Linked DNA regions of Mus musculus: region 1 is linked to region 2. A link is a loop called in an ENCODE intact Hi-C map of the cell type or tissue named here. Cell type or tissue: heart. All regions are shown on one strand. Each heading gives the region's core, and the rest is flanking DNA. Links, peaks and the distances in the headings are about the cores only. Region 1 has its middle 28 kb from the start of Gm25909. Region 2 overlaps Tiam2 (T cell lymphoma invasion and metastasis 2).

What was found. Hi-C counts contacts between places; a loop is a spot of excess contacts. Peaks named below come from ENCODE experiments on the same cell type or tissue, not always from the same donor. Only the 100,000 strongest peaks of a DNase experiment are listed, where the experiment ranks them.
Region 1: a loop joins it to region 2, with 3 times the contacts of the local background. A loop is called at or near these places in 4 of 42 quality-filtered maps.

Annotation. Positions count from the first base shown.
Region 1 is chr17:3,081,474-3,089,809 of GRCm38, forward strand. It overlaps the pseudogene Pisd-ps2. Among named protein-coding and RNA genes, the nearest start is that of Gm25909, 28 kb to the left of the region's middle. In heart, for the core only: CTCF peaks have their summits at 1,718, 2,040, 2,248 and 3,306 (motif pointing right); DNase peaks (open chromatin) are centred at 368, 1,068, 2,648, 3,208 and 1 weaker place; H3K4me3 peaks cover 1,923 bases; H3K27ac peaks cover 1,447 bases.
Region 2 is chr17:3,445,742-3,454,077 of GRCm38, forward strand. It overlaps Tiam2 (T cell lymphoma invasion and metastasis 2), which reads left to right. Exons shown (of 27, transcript NM_001122998.1): 10 at 2,637-2,795; 11 at 4,491-4,595; 12 at 5,038-5,116; 13 at 7,579-7,671. Among named protein-coding and RNA genes, the nearest start is that of Gm52295, 42 kb to the left of the region's middle. In heart, for the core only: CTCF peaks have their summits at 1,062 (motif pointing left), 3,187 (motif pointing right) and 5,470 (motif pointing right); a DNase peak (open chromatin) is centred at 5,500.

The sequences.
Region 1 (8,336 bases), core at 224-8,223, 360 kb before region 2:
AAAGACGAGACACAGTGCCATGAGCCTAGACAATTGGGTGACACCTGCCAAGTCTTTTGTTCCTCCATCGTGGCACCTGAGAAAACCTTCAATCTTTTGCTTCCTCTTCTGCTAAATGGTAGCAGTGGCTCCATCCACAGGCTCAGGAGGCTCTCCACCTAGCTCGAAAGCTGCCTCCCTGCTCTGCTACAACCACATGTATGACCCACTAGTTTTACAAGGTCATTGTCTTCTATTCAGCCAGCTTTCCAAAGGCACAGAGAGGCCTTTTCACTGTAAGCTCAGCTTCCTGAATGCAACTAAGTTGTCTGTCACACAGTGGGCATCATGAGACTCTACTGCAACCCACTCTAGGATGTTTGAAAAAGCACAGTTGATTAAACAAGCTAAGGCTGCCATCTGAGCCTTGCTCAAGAGAAGCTGAGTCCTGTGTCTCCTAGAAACTGAGCAAAGCAAAGAACAAAAGGGGATTGCAACAGAGAACTGGTGAGCGGCACAGGCTAAGACCACAGCACACCAACTGTCCTGCTCTCCTCCTTTCTCTTCCACAGGACCCCAGTATGTCTCTAAAAAACAAGAGGAGGTGGCAGGGACCAAGCAAAGACAAATCAGCATTCTCCTGTGGGCTGCCCTTCCCAAGTCACTGCAGAAGAGCGGATGCCAGTCCAGAAGAGCTTGGGGGAGGATCTGGTAGAGGAAGCAGGGGTCTAGGGAGGAAAAAGGGGGCCTCGGTGCCCTTGCCAAAGACCAAGACACAGGATAGAAGCCCACTGCTTCCCCTGCCTTACCCCATTCCCCCAGCCAGAGCCATGGGTACCTGAAGTGAGTCTCCTACTCGGGGCACAGAGGACTCCCTCTCCAGACCCCTTTAGCCACTCCCTCCCCCCTGAGGCCACTGGACTTGGTGTCTGACCCTCCTGAAATTATGCCGGGGTACATTGAGGGTTAGGTCTCATGGGCAGCATCTCACTATTTCGCTGCTGCTTGGAGCTCCGGTTCTGGATGCTTCTCTGACTGACACATCTTGGGTAGGCACAGGGAGGGTGTGGGCCTCCACGAGAGTGTGCTCCTGTGCTTGCTGGCTTGCTTGCTCACTTGCCTTTTTTTTTTTTTTCTCCTTACTCCCCTTCCCCCTCGCCAGAGAAACTTCAGTGTGGTCACTGCTCCAGTTGTTGGTGGCAATGCTTCTAGTTTCCGTTCACTCTTGGTGGCTCACAGGCACAGGTTAGAGGACCACAGCTATTACAAATAGACAGGCACCAAACACCTGTTTAGACCTCCTGTTCAGGTCACCTGCCAGGGTGTTGCCAGGGCAGAAGCCCTTGTACTTGGGCCAGCCCTATCACTCAGCTTTGGTCACCCTGAGGCAGGGGGATTCCCTTGAGTAAGGAAGAAGCTGAGGCAGGGGGATGACATGGTTATGTAGCCACAGCCTCAATCTGCCTGTCAATCACCGGCCCCGCCCACTCAGCTGTGCTCGCCAATCAGAAAAAAAAAAAAAAAAAAAAACAGCTGGGCGGTGGTGACCCACGCCTTTCATCCCAGCACTTGGGAGGCAGAGGCAGGCGGACATCTGAGTTTGAGGCCAGCCTGGTGTACACAGAGAAACCCAGTCTCGAAAAAACAAAACAAAACAAAAAGCGAGAGGGAGCATTGCAGTGATAACCTGTCGCCACCGGGTGCCGTGCGAGAGCAACCGTCTCAGGGTTTAGCCCAGAGAAACCAAGTCTTGAAAAATCAACAAACAGGCAGGCAGTGGTGGCGCACGCCTTTAATCCCAGCACTTGGGAGGCAGAAGCAGGCAGATTTCTGAGTTAAAGGCCAGCCTGGTCTACAGAGTGAGTGCCAGGACAGCCAGGGCTATACAGAAAAACCCTGTCTCGGAAAAAAAGAAAAACAAACAAACACACACACACACACACACAAAAAGGGGAGCTTTGCAGTGACAACCTGTCGCCACCGGGTGGTGCGCCAAAGCATCTGTCTCAGGGTTAAGCCCAGAGACACCAAGTCTGGGAAAAAACAAAATTAAATTCAATAAAGAAATAAATAGATAAATAAATAAATAAAATTTAAACATTCAAAAATTAAAATTAAAAAATAATTAGAAAAAATACCGTCTTGAAAAAAACCAAAAAAAAAAAAAATAAATTTTGGAACGTTGCAGTAACAACCTGTCACCACCGGGTGGCACGCCAGGGCAACCGTCTCAGGGTTAAGCCGGGAGACACCAAGTCTGGGAAAAACCAAAACTAACTTCAATAAAAAATGAATAGATAGATAGATGGATAGATAGATAGATAGATGAATATTAAACATTCAAAATTTATTAAAAATAAAAATAATTAGAAAAAATAACAACCCAGTCTCGGAAAAAAAGAACAAAAAAGAAAAAAATGGGGGGCGGGGCTCAGAGGAACCAAAGCCAGGACAGAACTACAACTCCCAGCATGCCTCGGGGCTGAGGCAGGGGCATGCCGGAGCCTACACTGACCTGAGATGGCCGGAGAGAGTCTTCCTGTCCACGACCAGTGACTGCCTGCTTCCAATCTGTGGTCCCCGGGCCAGCGGCGCTTGCGGCAGCAGCAGAGAGACTCTGGGGGGCTTGGCAGGAAGTCCCGCCCGCTCGGCCACAATTGACGGCAGCGGCTTCCAATCGAGAAGCTTCTCCACTCCCTGTTTCCAGGAGCAGGAAACAGTGCCAGAAGTCCCGCCTGCCCAGCCGTGACTGGCAGAGGCTTCCAATGGGAGGCTGTATTTCTTTCCCCTACCACCTCCGCCCGTAACTGACAGAGGCAGCGTCTGAGGCTTTTTTTTCCCCTCGATAAAGGAATGCAGAGGCTTTAGGTCCACGCTGCGCGGTGGGCGGGGGCCTCATCCGGAGGGGCGCTGCGGGCAGAAGACTGCAGCCGCCGCAGGCCCCGCCCATCACCCGTCGATGCTGTCAGCCCCAGGTTCCTGTCTCTGCTTTTCCCCCCGCTCCGTTCCCGCTCTCCCCCTACCTCACACACAGTGCATGCTCAGTCCCTGCCTCAGATCCGTGACTCGCGGTCACGCCCCTGCCTCAGCTTCCACGTGTCACGTATTATAATCTATAAAAATAGTCATAAAGTAAAACGCCCCCCGCTGCCCATCGCGGGCATGACCCCGCCTCATGCTCACTCAGGTGAGACCCCACTATGGTCTCCCGCGTCTCAGCTGACGCCGTCCCCGCCCAACCGTGGGGTCCCGGGAAAAGTCAGGGCGCGTACTGCCGCCGCCATGACACCCACAGGCCAGCAGAGGGCGCCCTCGGCTCCCCTCACAGACGGCCCTGAGCTGTCTGCCCGCTGTGTGTGCGGGTCCCACGGGTGGGGGGCTGCGACCCCCAGGGAAGAAGATGTCCACTCGCCGGGCCACCCGGGGTCCCCAGAGACTGAAACCGCCCCACCCCACCCCGCGGAGAGATCCGCATCTGCAGAGACTCGGGCGGGCGGGCGTGATTTTTATATAAAATAAAAAAAGTCTCGTGTGCTTATCGTGTGGGAGCTCACTCTGTAGCCCAGGCTGGCCTCGAACTCAGAGATCCACTGCCCCTGCCTTGTCCCAAGTGCTGCTGGGATGAAAGGTGTGTGCCACCCCTGACTGGCGACCCTAAAACTCTTAAACCTCAAAAATAAAACCCTAGACTCCTGGGTCTGGTAGATTATCCTGATGATGATGATGAAGATGACGATGAGGATGAAGACAAGGAAGACACACTACCAGTGTCAAAGAAAGCAAAATTTGACTCCTAATAATAGCAACTGCCTGTGATCAGTACCTGTTGACAAAACTAGTTCTTTACCCCTCCCCCGCCCTACAAAATCCACATCAAAGTGCAGTGGTCTCTTGTGCATGACTGACACTGATCAGCACCACATTGGACTTCTGCTCATCAAGTGTCAATTCAATGGAGCAGGAGGAGGGGCATGCGGGGCAGTTAAGGGGAAGACATATAAGCCTGTGAGCTCTCCAGGTTGGACCACACATTGCCCTTTTCTCAGGGAAGGAAATGGAAATAAAAAGCCAACAGGGCAGGGGTTTTGTCAGTGGAACTCTGGAATCAGTTGCTACAATCAGAATCTGCTTTCTTGGACCATGTTTGAGACTTAGAGGAATGGGTCTTTCTGCCATAGTTCCTCACTAGTAAAGAATGCCAGCAGTTTCTTTGTATAAAAATCATACATTCTGAACATTTTAGTCAAGCTACAAGTTTGGAAAAACTTTTGTGGGGGAGGGGCAAAATAAAGTATCCTCTTTTTTTTTTTTTTTTTTAATCTGTCCCCTTCAAACTGCAGATTTTTTTTTTTTCAAAGTGTGGATTTGTCCCTACTTGATTAAAGATTGAGTGGGGAAAAAGAATTAAGGCTGGGGTGACGTTCTGTGGTTGGGTGCCCACCTAGCATGGATGAGGCCTGGGTTTAAGACCCAGCACTGCAAAAGGAATAAATGAATGGATCTGCTCAAGCCTCAAAGGCATTACCTCAAAAATAGACTTACAGAGTTGGGAGTGGTGGCCCAAACCTACAATCCCAGCACTTGGGAGGCAGAGGCAGGGTAACTGTATTGTCAACATTTTGGTGATGTGGCTCTAAATATGCAGTTAATACCCATGTGTTCCTTCTTTTTCTCAAAAACCTGAAGCCTTACTGGTGCCTATGGAGGAAAACGCAAACTCCTTAACTTGGTGTTCAAAATCCCCCCTCCCTTTCTTCAGACTCTGCTTTTTGATCTTCAGTTCGTGTCATTCTTGTTGAATTCCATTCACCATACTTACAACTCAGATCTGCTGGTTTCCCTTCCTAATTAGAGGTAGCACATTGAACCTGTGTTCCTAGCTCCTGCCTCCATGCACACTTGGTCCCCACTCTGCCCATGAAGGATCATTCTAGTCACCCTTGCACAGTAACCTCCCTTTTTGTTTGCTTTTTTTTTTTTTTCTTTCAGTTGAGTTGGTCTTAGGTGCTTGTAACTAAAGAAAGACTCCAAATTCTCATAGACTGGGGATTCCTGTTATAGGAGATGGTTAGTAGAACTCAACATCCTAGTACCTCTTCTCTTGTCACCTTGTTTATAGCAGTCTTGTTTGCCACCTCCTTCCTTTGATTACACGAATATATATATATTAGAGAGAGGGGGAAGGATAAGGAAAGAAGTAAATATATGTAAGCAAGACCAGCTTTCCCCCCAAATTTCCAGAGTACACTTGTGTGGAATCAGTAATTCTGGCTCTGAGTTGCTGGTGTGTGTGTGTGTGTGTGTGTGTGTTCCTTCTGCTGGAAAAAGCTATTCCAGAACATGTTTTTGTTGAAGTCTTCATTTTCTGCTCCCCAGTACCTAGATTATGGGTCATAACCTAATAGATATTTAGTTCATAGCCTAAAAGATGTTGACTGACTGACAAAAAGGGCATCCAGAACGCAAAAGGCCTGAGCTTGATGTCTCATTGACTCACTAATTGACATGCTTGATAGGAGGAGAGAATTGGCTCCTACAAAATTTCCTCTGATCTACACACACACACACAAATAGAATTAAAAATTAATTAATTAATTAGGAAAAACTTGTTAGTAAAGTTGTTTAAGGCTGTTTGTCTAATGTTACTGGCCTTAATTATACATTGATAGTGACTTACTAATAATGTCCCTTATGAATGATAATTTAGAATTGAAATTTGATAATTATTTAAGCTTAGTCATACTATCAAGATTTTTGTGTCTTGTTTGTTTGGACCAAATGCCATAACAGTCTCTCTGTATGTGAAGCAGTGAGTTCCACTTCTCTTTTTCCTGACAACTGATTTTAGATCATTTAGTTTTCTAATGTGTCTTGGTCTCCTTTACCCAAAAATCATGGGAGGAATACTTCAAAAAATAAAAAAGAAGTTCATAATAAAGACCTGGCCACAATAGATGGCAGGTCCTTGTTCCAATTCTGAAAGTAATTTTAAGTTCATCAAGTGTATTGAGTGAATTTGGTCAATATCTACTTAAACATGCTCTTATTTTTAGACATTGGCCTCAATATTTTAGTTTTAAGCAATTTTCAAAATATAAATCTTAGCCGGGCGTGGTGGCCCACGCCTTTAATCCCAGCACTCGGGAGGCAGAGGCAGGCAGATTTCTGAGTTCGAGGCCAGCCTGGTCTACAAAAGTGAGCTCCAGGACAGCCAGGGCTATACAGAGAAACCCTGTCTTGAAAAAAAAACCAAAAAATAAATAAATAAATAAATCTTGAAGGGAGGACTTTTCTTCAAATTTATATTGATTTTTATGTTGATTCCAGAAGTAGAATAATGTGAAAAGAAATTGTATGACACTGGATACATAATTAAACAGCTTTTCAATAGGCAAAGCCAGGCTGGATGTGGTAGATCACACCTGGAGGTCAGTCAGCTTGATTATGCAACAAAAGTCTCTCAAAAAAGAGAAAAAATAAATAAATAAAAGGCAAAACCATATATATCCCACTGACATTCCTTTGGGTCTTACGATATAGCTCTAGCTGACTTGGAAATGGCTACACAGGCCAACCTAGCCTTGAACTCACACAGATCTCCTACCTTCTACCTCCTAAGTGCTAGGATTAAAGGTTACACAGCTCTTTAACATTGGCAAATTTGATAGCTCCTCCCCAATTCTTGTATTTCTATTTCTTTTTATGAGCTACCTACCCTCTAAACAAAGCTTTCCTAATCAGCTACTCTCTTACCAGGTTTTAAAATGTCCCTTAAAATGCTGCAGAACTTTAGCTACTATGTAGTAAATGGTACTTGAGCTCTCAGCACCTTCTTCAGGAGGTTCTGGACTGTGGAGTTAGAGGAAATACCATAATTTCATCTTGCTTGGAAGAATCTCCTTCATGAATCTTTGAAACTGCCTGAAGAAGAATATTAGCCAACAAAATGGATCAGTGGGGAAAGGGTGCTTGCTGCCAAGCCTGATTTAGGTCTCTGGGATCCACATAATAGAAGGAAACAACTCACAGCCATAACTTGTCCTATGACCTCCACTCACATAAGGGATTCCTATCTTCAATAGTAATCAGAACACAAAAGTGAACTGGTGAAATGTTTGATGAATACTATTGTTTACTTTATAGACATTAATGTAGAATGCCAAATTTTGTAATTTTCCTAGAAAATTTCCAGTTTATGGCTTTATGTGTGAATTTGGCAAGAACCAATCAAATGGCATTGTATTCTCTCTCTCTCTCTCTCTCTCTCTCTCTCTCTCTCTCTCTCTCTCCTTTTGTTTTCTTTGGTTTGGTTTTGAGAAAAGGTCTCACTATATATATCCATGGTGACTTCAAACTCACAGTCCTGCCTTAGCCTCTGAATGCCACACTCACAGACATGTGCTATTGTTCCTGGCTTAGTTACTCTCTTAATAAATTCCCAAGTACATATAATATACTTTTTAAATCATTTTAATGGCACTAAACTTTAAGTACAATTTGATGTAACCTTTACAGAACTTTTTCAAAAAATGCTTTCCAATAAATTCCTCTAATCAAAAACATAAAGGGCGGTCCAGGCAATGGAAGCTTAAACCTTTGATCCCAGCACTTGGGAGGCAGAAGCAGGTGGATCTCTGAGTTTGAAGCCAGCCTGGTGTACAGAGTGAGTTCCAGAACAGCTAAGTCAGCCCTTTAATTAGAGATTTTTCCCATTGAGTTTTTTTTTTTTTTTTTTTTTTTTTTTTTTTTTTTTTGGGTTTTTGAGACAGGGTTTCTCTGTGTAGCTCTGGCTGTCCTGGAACTCACTTTGTAGACCAGGCTGGCCTCGAACTCAGAAATCCGCCTGCCTCTGCCTCCCAAGTGCTGGGATTAAAGGCATGCGCCACCACGCCCGGCTCCCATTGAGTTCTTTTTTTTTTTAAAGATTTATTTATTATATGGAAGTACACTGTAGCTGTCTTCAGACACTCCAGAAGAGGGCGTCAGATCTTGTTACAGATGGTTGTGAGCCACCATGTGGTTGCTGGGATTTGAACTTCAGACCTTCGGAAAAGTAGTCGGGTGCTCTTACCCACTGAGCCATCTCACCAGCCCCCCATTGAGTTCTTATGTTAGTTACTTTTCTCAATTTTGACAGTTACCTAGCAAAACACCTTAAGGGAAGGATTTACCTTGGCTCACAGTTAAGGGTTTAACTCATGATAGTAGAGAAGGCATATTGGCCAGAGCATAATGTGGCAGTTGATTACAGAGTTCTCAGCCAGGAAGCAGAGGTAAATGGTGCTGTTAGCTCTCTGTCTTCCTTTCAGTCTAAACTCCTAGCCCGCAAGGATGGTACTGCCTACATTCAGGGTTGG
Region 2 (8,336 bases), core at 89-8,088:
AAACAAAGACCTTATCGTCATGTCTCTCGCCACTTAAAGTGGGTGGACCCAAAGCTAACCCTTGTGTGAGCTGGATTCTGCTGGATTCTGTCAAGTACTGAGTTTGGTGGTGTCTCAGTTAGGGTTTTACTGCTGTGAACAGACACCATGACCAAGGCAAGTCTTATAAAAACACAACATTTACTTGGGGCTGGCTTACAGGCTCAGAGGTTCAGTCCATTATCATCAAGGTGGGAGCATGGCAGCATCCAAGCAGGCATGGTGCAGGCAGAGTTGAGTTCTGTGTCTTCATCCAAAGGCTGCTAGTGGACTTCCAGGCAACTAGGGTGAGGATCTTATGCCCACACCCACAGTGACACACCTACTCCAACCAGGCAACACCTCCAGATGGTGCCACTCCCTGGTCCAAAAATATACAAACCTTCACAGGTGGGTTCCCCTAACTAGTGATTCCAACACTAAGGCGGGGGCACAGAGTGACAGAGGAGAGCAATTGCTTTGCAATGAACAGATATGTAGAGGCAGGGGAGTGCCTTGCTTTTTATGGGAAATCCTCTTGAGATGGTTTGTCCAACTAGGGCATGGTTTGTGTAGTAGAATCAGGAAATGAATCTGGACCGTTAAGTCATGTTCACTGCGGAGGGAAGTTAATTGGCAGACTGCCATTTTCATGTGGTGTCAAAGTGGGGAGACCTGACTCATATCCAGACTTCGGGGGTCAGAGCCCTTCCATACCATAAGGATTAGTTGTGCACACTTAAAGTTCTTTAGAATTTCTGCACCCCCCATTTTTCTCACCTGGAAAGTAGAGGGTAATGGGGGTGTGTACCTGAATAGGCTCTGAGTAAATTTGTAGCCGGGTGGGAGTTTATTTTATGTGGAGAATCTCCCTCTGATGGACAGTCAGGGATAAGAACAGGCAGGAAGCCATGGTGCAGCATGGATTTGAATTTCCTGAGTCCCTGCCCAACTTGCTCTCTTGAAGGACAGTAGGAAGTTGCAGTGATGTGGTTTAAGTTCCTTTCTGTGGCCTTCCTTTTGATGTTCCTTACTCTATAGTGACCTCTGCTGGGCTTTCCATTTGTTTTTGTTTTCAATATGCATTAAGAGGGGAGCCTTAAGCAGCTTAATTAGGCCAGTGCCCGCTTTTACTTGGTGCCTGGATCGAACCACTGCCAAAGTGATCCAAGTGCCCAGGAGAAGCGAGCCAGAGAAAGCCCTTACTCATGTGACAGGCCCACTTAGGAGAGAGTATCCCAGCCTGGTGTCCTAGGCTCAGGGCATCTGCCCCTGTCTCTTCCTCTCTTCCTCAGTGAGGGGAGGTCGGTTCTGGCTGTGCACATCTTTTTGGGAAAATATTCTGATCTTGACAGGTCCACGACAGGTCCAGTGATGACTTCAGACCTGAGCACCACATTTCCAAAGACAGGGACCCTTCCCTTCTCTGCCCAGGCCTGTTCTTCGGAATGGCTTTATCACATCAAGTTTGGCTTTGCACAGTTTACTTTGTGCTTAAAGATCAAGAAATGCATGGAGTTGACAGGGAGTTGACCCATCAGAGTGCTTGCTTTGAGGAGTGAGTTGCTTGTAGCACTGTGAGAGCACTGAATCTACAAATCTACACAGCTGCCATGCTTTCGAGCCTATAAGACGTCTCTTAATTGTGGGTGACTCCTTTGCTCATAAAAGCTCGTCTTGTTAATTAAGAAATATCGGTAATGAGAACAATGCTTCCTTTTGCAAAGTGGTAAACTGAGGCTAAGCAAGTTGAAAACAAAAGTCTGTTTGTTTTGAGACAGGATCTCACTATGTAGATGGCTGGTCTGGAACTTACTTTGTAGATGAGGCTCAAAATGAGTTCTGGCTTCAAACTCTGAGATCTCCGTATCTCTGCTGGGATTAAGGGAATACACCAACACATCTACCTAAATTAAACACTTTCCCCTGGGCTGCTAGTGTCTAGTTAAGTAGCAGCTTTGGAGTTAGGGTCACCATAGTGTTCCCGGAAGGATCTAACTCAAAGAAATGTTTGAGATGCTTAGTATAGGAGCAGATTGACACAAAGTGACTGGCTTCAGTGGTGAGGTTTACAGAAGTGTTTTGAAAAATCTCCTGAAGGTGGTACTCTTGGGGATGATTTCCTGACAGAGCGGCCATGTCTGACATACCTGAAAGATGGAGAAAGGATGTCCTCTTTACTAGAAGTTACATTCAAAAAGTTTAATTAGGAGGAGAGAGAATCGTCACACTTATGGAGAATTCAGTTTAGAGCTAATCTAGGGCACAGACAGACATCCACTTACTCTGGATGAGACAGACCCTTTGGAAGCCGGAAAGGGACTAAGGATTCAATGTACATTTCCCATTTCTCCATCAGGACTCTAGCAGTGAGATTGAGCTGATCTGAGTTGACCCCATTGCAGAGTAGAAGTCGTCTCCATCCCTGGGTTTGAGCTCCATCTGTGTAGAGTCTGAAGAGCCAAGGACTGGCAGATCTGCCCCTGAATAGTGTGTAGGACCAGTGTGGGATGTGTGCAAAACTTATAGTACAAACTGCTTGTATTAAGGGAGCATTTGCCGCCCCCCTCTGGTTTCTACTTTTGCTTATCCAACCTTTATTTTCTCACTGCACACAGGCCCATGACCTGCATCTGTATGGCTCCGCAGTAGACAGCGCGCTGCGAGACAGCATGTGGGAAGTCCAGACTTATGTCCACTTCCAGGATAACGAAGGAGTTACTGTGACCATCAAGCCAGAGCACAGGGTGGAAGATGTTCTGGCTTTGGTGTGCAAGGTGATGAATTTTGCTGTAGAAATACTTCCGAGTAGAGAGGGTTTGTTAATGGTGTATTCCTCTGCATTTGGTTTTGTGGGGGGTGTTCAAGACTCAACTTTCTACGCAGGGGAACATACTAACATTTTCTAGCTAGTATGTTAATTCTCCACCCTTCAGAGGAATGAGTCCTCAGGTCATGGTCCCACACTTCCATGAAGCCACATCGACTTAGAATCTGCATCTAGAGTCATTGTGACACCTGTTGCTGTTCACATTACATAGAGATGGCGTATCTTGGTGTGCTATTCAGTCCATAATTCATTACCACTCACAGTTGCTTTATGGACTTTATTCCCAGTCTAAAGAGGAACTATAGCATAAATCTATTCAGCACCGGCATGCCTAGCACTTTCAGACCACCAGGTGGCAGACAAGAGCTGGGAAATTTAAATACACTGGACTAGAGTCTGCTGACTTTCATGGTAGAATATTTTAACTCTTTTGTGCTTGGCCTTGAGGCTTTAGTTTGTATGTCTAATTGTGGTTATAAAGTTAACTGCATCCCCCAAGCTCAGTGTGTAAGCCTTTTATTTAGAAAAGCCTTTTATTCAGGTGATAAAAACTGTGATTAGCTTTCTGGGTGTTAAAAGGTGTGAGAGGTCACTAAATTCTGTTTGGAGCACAGGCTTCAGAGAAATGCTTTTCTGCTGAAAGTGTGGGGAAGAAAGAAAAGATACAAGTGAGGGAAAGAGGAGGTACACACACACTTAAATACACACATACACACACTCACACACATATACATACATATATATCACACATAAATATACATATACACACACATACACACATATATACATATACACATACTCACATACACATACATACACACACATATATACATATCCACACACATATATACATATACACATACTCACATACACATACATACACACATATATACATATACACATACTCACATACACATACATACACACACATATATACATATACACATACTCACATACACATACTCACATACACATACATACACACACATATATACATATACACACATATATACATATACACATACTCACATACACATACTCACATACACATACATACACACACATATATACATATACACACACATATATACATATACACATACTCACATACACATACATACACACATATATACATATACCCACAAACATACACATACATACACAAACACATACACACATAAACACACACACAGGGCAGGGGTGGGGGCTAGAGGGGGTTAGAATATATCTGCATTTAAACATTTTCCCTTTGAAAATACTTTGAAGTATGAAATTCTGAAGTCTGTATAACTTAAAATCTCTCTACTTTCCTAATGACAAACAACTTAAAGTTAGCAACCAGCACATGGCAGAGAGCTGTCTGTCTGAAGGGAGACGGTTGTGTAATAAAAGGTATCACTTGCTAGCAATGAGCCTTATACTTTGTGATGATAGCATTTAGAGGAGACCTTAAACAACGAATTTTGACCCTTGCTTTTCTTGTTTGTACATTTAAATTTCAGGTTTTCTGTAGTTCTGGACTGAGAAAATTATATGCAGTTATTTTGGGGGATTTTGATAGTGATCTGTCACAAGCCTCCTGAATGCTGATGCTTTTAGGATGGGCAGTTAGACTCTGAGTAACCAATCATTTTCTTTGTAGATGAGACAGTTGGAACCCACTCACTATGGTCTTCAGCTCCGAAAGGTGGTCGATAAAAGTGTGGAGTGGTGTGTGCCCGCGCTGTATGAATACATGCAAGAGCAGGCAAGTGGACCTGGAGGTTGAGAGGGGCTGTCCGACCACACCCATGCCCAACCTCACGTAGCCTAGGCTGGCCTTGAACTCTGTGTATCTGAGAATGACCTTCAGATTCTGTTCTGACCTTCCTGCTTCCATATCCCGTGTGTGTGGAATACAAGTGTGCGCCACCACCCCTAGTCTATGTGATGTTGGGGGTCAGACCCAGGGCCACACACGCTAAGTGAACACTCCACAAGCTCAGCCCTCTCCCCAGGCCTCCGCATGGCCTCTTAATTTGGGGGACTGTAATTTGGGGGCAAACTGTTCAAGTTTGGCATTTGATTTGTAACCAACCCTCATGTAAACAGTACTGTAAGTTTCCTGAGCGAAAGTGGGCCAACTTAATTCCACAAGGTGGTGTAGTGTTAGCCCCTGATTCTCCTGCTTTCTCTTTCTCCTTTCTTAGGTTTATGATGAAATCGAAGTTTTCCCACTCAGTGTGTATGACGTGCAGCTAACCAAGACTGGGGACATGACTGACTTTGGTGAGTGTCAGGAGCCCTCTCTTGTCCCCGGGAGACTGATGATCACCTTGCCCTTGGTCCCTCTCTCTCTTTTTTCATTATTATTTATTTTATTTGAATGGCCTGGTATGTATCAATACTGGGAGAGATGGTAAGGTAATTTCAGGAAATAACATAAGAGTTGGTAAGGCATGTGACATACTGGGGACAGTGCTAACAATAAATGGACTCTACCTGGTGCTACTCTTGGGTTCACCCAGGAGGCAAGGCTTCTTTGATCCAATTGTTGATTGCGATGTAAACACATGCGAATGTGCCACTTGTGCAGTGCCCAAGGAGGCCAGAAGAGGGAGCCTGATCATCTGGGGCTGGAGTTACAAGGTGTGCCACTTGTGCAGTGCCCAAGGAGGCCAGAAGAGGGAGTCTGATCATCTGGGGCTGGAGTTACAAGATGTGCCATTTGTGCAGTGCCCAAGGAGGCCAGAAGAGGGAGTCTGATCATCTGGGGCTGGAGTTACAAGGTGTTGTGAGCTGCTCAATTTGCATGCTGGGAACAGAATGTGGGTCATCTGGTGATCTTAACCAGCTAGTGATCATCTTAACCACTAAGCCATCTCTCCAGCCTCAAGAGGCTTCTTTTTTATGTCTAAAGTCTTACCAACTGGAATGCTGTCCTTTCCCAGGCCTTTCTCCCAGGATAGGAATCTTACCCGCCCTTTAAGATCACATGGACAGTCTAACTGGAATAAGCCTGATCTTTTGGCTCTATCTCCCTCTGACCTGAGTTTAGCGATTATAGGTCAACATAGGTGTTTAACTCTTATTTCCCTTGTCTTTATTGAATCTCCGCTCGAAGGTCTTTGTAGACTTGGCTCATGTCTTGCTGAGCACTGCAGTCTTCCTTTACCACTAGAACTCAGTAATTAGAGAAGGCTGATGAATACTTCCACAGAAAGGCTGGGTTTTGTTTCTTGTTTTTGTCATGTTACAAATGTCACAACATGGATTTTTGCTTCAAAATATTTCAAGTTGATAATATGCTCAAACTATGGTATGTTAAAATTTTATTCTCTGGACCCCTTTGTTGATCACACGATCAGGTTTGTTGGTTGATTTTGAGTCTTACCTTACTGGCCTGGTATCCCAGGATATCCTCAAATCTTGTTGTGATCCTCCTGCCTCAGCCTCCCAAACGCTAAGTTTAAGTGAGAATCCCCATGTCAGCTGTAGGTTGGCTTCATGTGGAAACCCTCCTTAGCCTTTCATCTGCTCCCACGCTACCACGAATGAGTCTTCTTCCCATCTGAGCGAATGAATATAGGCAGAGGTTCTTTTGTCGTGGTTGGCCAGGTGCTGCTTAAGGTTTAGAGAAGACATGGGAAAGAGGACATTTTCCCTGTTCTCTGGGGACTGATGGCATTGGGGAACCCGGATGGATAAGTATAGTCCTCACCATGGCAGTGTTCGAGGGAACATATGGTCTGAGCAGGACAGGTACTGGGTCTTGCATCTCAGACCTATATAAAGCACTGGACCCATTCAGGAGGATTTTCTCCTGTCATTGTGTGTGTGCATCTGTGCATATTTGTGTGAGTGTGTGTGTTTCTACATTTCTGACCTGCAATCCTCTAAGTCTTGATCAGGCTCAATCTCCTGTAGGACTGCTCATAGACTAGTGCTTGCCATGCATCTGGCTTTTTACACGGACTCCGGGGATTCGAACTCTGATCCTTATGCTTCTGCAGTGCACACTGTGTCTACTGAGCCCCTGCCTTTAACCATCTCAAAACACCTCACTCTGCTTCAGTAAGAGTATCTTTCAGCCTTATCTTAAGAAATAAAGCATCATTTTAGCCGTGGTGAGACAGAAGTAAATTATCCACACCCTTAATCTGTGGCAACAAAGCGTCTTCCTGTCCATCTGTGAATCACTCTCACTTCTCACTTGGCAAAACTGCAGCTCTAGCCACACGACGCTGGCTTTCCACTCCCTTCCCCAGCTCTCTGACAAGCCCACACTATACCCTTTGTCTTTATGAATTTGGGAACCCTTTGATATTCACCATTCTGTGCCAGACTATTGCACTTAGCATTGATGTCTTCAGGGTTCATCCTATTGCAGGATGTGCCAGATTTTTTTTTAAAGGCCAAGTAATGTTCTACTGACTGTGCACACCACATTCTGCATGTCCTTAATCTCCTCCTCTGCCAGCTAGGCCGTTCCCAGTGGCCGGCTGCTATGAATGTGCTGCTGTGTACAGTCGGAACTGTTGAATAACATTGCACACCCCTGTGTCTAAACTCTCTGGTCCGGTGGGTTCCTCTTTCCCTTATGCTTGCTAACTAGTGTGACTTTCAAAATAGTTGAAACTTACTTTCTCAACATGCTTGCGTTTACAAGACTGGATGCTCACGGACACCCTAAGAGGGCTGGGAAGACAACGAGAGGTAGACTTACACTCGATCATTATTTTCTCCCTCAGGGTTTGCAGTCACAGTTCAGGTGGACGAACACCAGCATCTCAACCGGATATTTATCAGTGATGTTCTCCCTGACAGCCTGGCATACGGAGGAGGTCTGTGTGGCGCCGCGTCTGCGCACTCTGAGGTTCTAACTGCTTCATGAGGTTGCGTGTGGTTTTGTCAGATGATGGTTTCTCTGGGAGTTTTTCACAAAGAATTGATATGAAAATACATGTGTGTGTGTATGTGTATGCACATTGTGTGTATATATATATATATAGAGAGAGAGGCTATTCATACAGATGTGTGTGTGTGTAAAGAGTATTCATACATATTGTGCAAAGATAATATGCATACTGACATGTGTAAAAAGATTATTCATACAGATGTGTATAGGTGTAAAGAGTATTCATACAAATATGTTTAAAGGGTGTATTCATACAGATGTGTGTGTATGTTTGTAAAGAGAGTATTCATACAGGTGTGTTTGTATAAAAAGAGTATTAATACAGGTTTGTGTGTGTAAAGAGAATATTCATGTAGATGTTCAGATAGAGGGAGGGAAAGAATTGTGAAACAGAGAGACCCAGAGAAAAGAGCTGACTAGCAGTTCCCCAAATGTGTCACATTCAAAACAATGTGCTTAACAGCAGCCTGGAGCTGGGCTTTAGTTTAAGCCTTGCAGATGCTATGTTTCCCACCTGGTCAGTGTTTGGCATTTGCAGCCTGCTTTCGTCTTAAAATGCGGCTCCGTAATCTCTTCCCCTAATCTTCCTGT